2 separate regions of the Homo sapiens genome follow, and region 1 is linked to region 2. Evidence: chromatin loops called from intact Hi-C (ENCODE). Cell type or tissue: OCI-LY7. All regions are shown on one strand.

Region 1 (2,500 bases), 150 kb after region 2:
GGAGTGCAATGGCGCAGTCTCAGCTCACTGCAACCTCCGCCTCCCAGGTTCAAGCAATTCTCCTGCCTCAGCCTCCAAAGTAGCTGGGATTACAGGTGTGTGCCACCATGCCCAGCTAAGTTTTGTATTATTAGTAGAGATGGGGTTTTACCATGTTGGGCAGGCTGGTCTCGAACTCTTGACCTCAGGTGATCCACCCGCCTCTGTCTCCCAAAGTGTTGGGATTACAGGCATGAGCCACTGCACCCGGAGTGTAGTAACTTTTGAAATCAGGAGGTTTGAGTGCTTCAACTTGTTCTTATTTGTTATCGTTTTGGCTAATCAGGGCCCCTGGCAATTCCATATAGACTTGAACATTGCTTTTCTATTTGTGCAAAAAGGGACATTGGAATTTTGCATTGAATCTGTCATCACTCTGGGTGACATTAACATTTTAACACCATTGTCTTCCAATTAATGAACATGGGATGTCCTTTTATTTATTTAGGTCATCTCTAAGCAGTGTTTTGTCATTTTCAGTATATAGATTTTTTTACTTCCTTAGTTAAATTTATTCTTGATTATTTTCTTCTTCTGGATGCTATTATAAATGGAATTATTTTCTTAATTTCCTTTTTGGATTGTTCATTGCTGGTGTGTAAAAACAAGTGATTTTTGTGTGCTGATCTTGTGCCCTACAACTTTGCTGAATTTGTTTATTAGCTCTAGTAGCTCTTTTGGTGTATTCTTTGGGATTTTCTACATATAGGATCATGCCATCTGCAAATAGAGATAGTTTTACTTCTTCCTTCCCAATTTGGGTGCCTTTTTTTTAATTTTTATTTTTGCCTGTCTAGAACTTTCAGTACGGTGTTGAATACCAGTAGTAAAAGCAGGCATCTTTGCCTTGTTCCTGATCTTAGGGGGAAAGCATTCAATCTTTCACCATTGTGTATGGTGCTATCTATGTGTGTTTTTTTTGTTTGTTTGTTTTTTGTTTTTTAAATATGGAATGCTTCATTAATTTGCATGTCATCCTTGTGCAGGGGACATGCTAATCTCTGAATCATTCTAATTTTAGTATATGTGCTGCAGAAGCAAGCACTTCGGATTTTTAATAAATTTCCTTTATTATGTTGAGGAAGTTACTAGCTTCTATTACTAGTTTCCTGAGTGTTTTTATAATGAAAGAGTGTTGGATTATGGCAGATGCTTTTTATGCATCAATTGAAATGATCATTTTTCCCCCTTTGTTCTATTAATGTGATGTATTATATTGATTACATTAGTCTGTAGATTTCTTTTCCTGCAATGCCCTTATCTGGCTTTGGTAGCAGGGTAATACTGGCCTCGTGAAATGAGGGAGTGTTCCCTCCTCTTCTGTTTTTTGGAAGAGTTTGAGAATTTGTGTCAATTCTTTAAATTTCTAGTAGAGTGCACCAGTGATGCCATCTGGTGGTGGACTTTTCTTCGTTGGGAGGCTTGTGGTTAAGGATTCAATCTCTTTGCTTGTTATAGGTCTGTTTAAATTTTCTGTTTCTTCTTGAGTCAGTTTTGGTAATTTGTGTTTTTCTAGAAATTTGTCTACCTCATCTAGCTTTTCTATTTGTTGGCATGTAATTGTTCATAGTGTTATATTCCTTTTTAACTTCTGTAACACTGATAGTAAGTCCCCAAATTTCATTTGTGATTTTAGTTATTTCTGTCCATCTTCTCTCCTTACTAGTCAATCTAGCCAAAGGTTTGTCAATTATGTTGATATTGTCAAAGAAACAACCTTTTATTTCCTTGATTCTCCGCTGTTTTTCTCTTTTGTTTATCTCTGCTCTAATCTTACTGTTTCCTTCCTTCTGCTAGCTTTTCTTTCTTTTGCTAGTTTGGTTTGCTCTTCTTTCTCTTGTTTTTTTGTTTGTTTCTTTTTGGTCTTTCTCTAGTCTGTCCGTCCCTCCGTCCCTCCCTCTCTTGCTTCCTTCCTCTTTATTTTGTTTGCTCTTCTTTCTCTAGTTTCTTCTTTTCTTCTCTCTCTTTTTTTTTTTGGAGATGGAGTTTCGCTCTTGTTGCCCAGGCTGTAGTGCAATGGTGTGATCTCAGCTCACCACAACCTCCGCCAACTGGGTTCAAGCGATTCTCCTGCCTCAGCCTCCCGAGTAGCTGGGATTACAGGGACCCACCACCATGCCTGGCTAATTTTGTATTTTTTAGAGGCAGAGTTTCTTCATGTTGGTCAGGCTGGTCTCGAACTCCCAACCTCAGGTGATCTGCCTGCCTCGGCCTCCCAAGTGCTGGGATTACAGGCATGAGCCACTGTGCCCGGCCTCTTTTCTTTTCTTTTATTGGTTCATTCATACAGACAAGGTCTCACTATGTTGCTAGGCTGGTCTTGAGCTCCTGGGCTGAAGTGATGCTCCCGCTTTGGCCTCCCAAAGTGCTGGGATTACAGGCATGAGCCACTGAGCCTCGCCTTCTCGTTTCTTTTTTGTTTCTTTTTTTTCGTGAGATGGAGTTTCACTCTTGGTGCCCA
Region 2 (2,500 bases):
TCGCTCTGTCGCCCAGGCTGGAGTGCAGTGGCGCGATCTCGGCTCACTGAAACCTCCGCCTCCCGCGTTCACGCCATTCTCCTGCCTCAGCCTCCCGAGTAGCTGGGACTACAGGTGCCCGCCACCGCGCCCGGCTAATTTTTTTGTATTCTTAGTAGAGATGGGGTTTCACCGTGTTAGCCAGGATGGTCTCGATCTCCTGACCTCGTGATCCGCCCGTCTCGGCCTCCCACAGTGCTGGGATTACAGGCTTGAGCCACCGCGCCCGGCCCTGAAATTGTTTAATGTCACACGTTAAAATAATATGAAACACGTTAAAATAATAAAATGATATGAACGTTTTATTTTATCTGCACTACAGTGATTTGTCTTCAGATTTTGAAATATAAAAGAGTTTATTTATTTTATTTTTTAAGACAGAGTCTCGCTCTGTCGCCCAGGCTGGAGTGTGGCGGTGCGATCTCGGCTCACTGAAACCTCCGCCTCCCGGGTTCAAGCGATTCTCCTGCCTCAGCCTTCTGAGTGGCTAGTATTACAGGTGTCCGGCACCATGCCCCACTAATTTTTTTTTTTTTTTAAAGTAGAGCAGGGGTTTCACCATGTTGGCCAGGCTGGTCTTGAACGCCTGACCTCAGGTGATCTGCCTGCCTCGGCCTCCCAAAGTGCTGAGATTACAGGTGTGAGCCACCACGCCCGGCCAAAAGCCTTTATTTTTTGCCTTTTCTGCTTTTAACCATCCTCCTTTTTGGGGGGTTGGGGGGACCTAGTTATTAACAGAAAAAAACCCTTTGCTGGTGTCTTTTTTTCTTTTTTTTGAGATGGAGTCTGGCTCTGTCACCCAGGCTGGAGTGCAGTGGCGCGATCTCGGCTCACTGCAACTCCCCGGGTTCAAGCGATTCTCCTGCCTCAGCCTCTGGAGTAGCTGGGATTACAGGCGCCCGCCACCACGCCCGGCTAATTTTTCTATTTTCGGTAAAGACAGGGTTTCTCCCTGTCGGCCAGGCTGGTCTCGAACTGCTGACCTCAGGCGATCCAACACCTCGGCCTCCCACCTCGAGGCGATCCGACACCTCGGCCCAGGTCGCACTTTTTTGCCCGTTTTGATCCCATCCTCCAACTGCGGCCACAGCCGGAAATGTAGAGAAATTCGCGCTCCTGGGGCCGGCGGGGCTGGCGCTGGCTCACCCGCTCCCCGGGCCCTCCCAGTCGCCAGGTTTGCGCTCGGAGCCCAGGGGCTGCGGGTTCACAGTTCGCCCGCGAGTCGCTGTCAACCCTCCAGGCGCGGCCCGGGGGCGCTCGCGCGCGCTGCCAACGGAGCCATCCCTGACGCGTTCTCAGTCTACGGCAGAAAACGCCAGTCGGCGCCGGACCGTGACTCCAGGGTTTCGCGGAAATAAATTTTAATCCAGTTTTGAAGCCACCACTTGGAGTTCCAGGGCAGTTGCACCCCGGGGGTGCGCTGCCGCCACCGCTTCCCGCCCCCTACTCAGTCTCTAATATTTATGGGTGTCATCTCCATCCTCTGAAGGTTTCTGGACCCCAAACTTAACCAAGAGGCAGAGCCTGAGACTGGGACAGAGAATAAGGGCACGGTCTAGAAAGCCTTCCCTCAACTTGAGGTCCACCTTAAGGCATGGGGCCCACCCTCACCCTCTCCCTGTCATCTAATAGTCCCAGGGGGAGCTGGGAGGTGAGTTACCTGAGGCTCAGTAGGGTTCAGGCTGGGTGCCAGGGACACTCCTAGGCCATCTCCTTGCTGCTTGAGTAAGGGAGAAATCCCCAGGCCTGCTGTGTCCCAGAGGAAGGAAAAATACACACGGTACTTTCCAGGGAGCCCTGCCTTTGTCCCAGGGACTCCAGGCTCTTTTTCTTGTCTGAGCCTCACCTGGCACCTGGCCCGAGACACTCCTGAGATGGGATTAAGCAAGGAGCAGGTGGAGGAGCCCAGGCTTCTCCCTCAGGAAGCAAGTGCTCACATCCAACAGAAGTACCTACATGCCGGCCTGAGCCAGGGCTAGGAGGTACCAGCCAGGATGTGGTCTCGAGGGCGAGTCCTCAGCTCAGATAAGGGAAGGCTGAGGACTGAGATGAAGACACCCAGAGTCTGGCTATTAGAGCACCTGGGGCCAGAGGGGGGTGGTTTCTAAGGGATCCAGGTGCTGGCTGATGCGGTAACTGGAGTAGGGGGCAGGCTGGGCTCAGGGTTCTCCAGGGGCACAGTGAGAGTCTCATCTGGGCAGTCAAGACACTCTCGATGGGCGCAGGGGGTCCAGGAGATCCTAGAAGGTCTAGGTGGGCTGAAATAAGCCTGGCCATAAAGAGAGAAATATGTTTGGATTTTATTTATCCCATTAATTTTTTTTTTCTCTTGACTTGATAACCCTATCCCATGTCTGGTAAACCCAGAGTAAGGAGTCCAAAAGCTGCTGGAGGAGGAGCTATGGGAGCCTCAGTCTCCTCTCTATGCCCCCTCCCTGTGCCCCAGTACAAACCTCCACAG

What was found. A loop is a pair of places that touch in the nucleus more often than their neighbours do. Peaks named below come from ENCODE experiments on the same cell type or tissue, not always from the same donor. Only the 100,000 strongest peaks of a DNase experiment are listed, where the experiment ranks them.
Region 1: a loop joins it to region 2, with 12 times the contacts of the local background. A loop is called at or near these places in 4 of 110 quality-filtered maps.

The regions. Positions count from the first base shown.
Region 1 is chr22:50,690,280-50,692,779 of GRCh38, forward strand. All of the region lies in intron 11 of SHANK3 (SH3 and multiple ankyrin repeat domains 3), which reads left to right. It also overlaps the pseudogene RNU6-409P. Among named protein-coding and RNA genes, the nearest start is that of SHANK3, 19 kb to the left of the region's middle. In OCI-LY7, CTCF peaks have their summits at 1,438 (motif pointing left) and 1,643; a DNase peak (open chromatin) is centred at 1,432.
Region 2 is chr22:50,543,088-50,545,587 of GRCh38, forward strand. KLHDC7B-DT (KLHDC7B divergent transcript) reads right to left here. Exons shown (of 4, transcript NR_199716.1): 3 at 1,700-2,308. Among named protein-coding and RNA genes, the nearest start is that of KLHDC7B, 1.6 kb to the right of the region's middle. RefSeq lists a silencer at 1,133-1,427. In OCI-LY7, CTCF peaks have their summits at 1,303 and 1,504; DNase peaks (open chromatin) are centred at 1,304 and 2,074; H3K4me3 peaks cover 319 bases.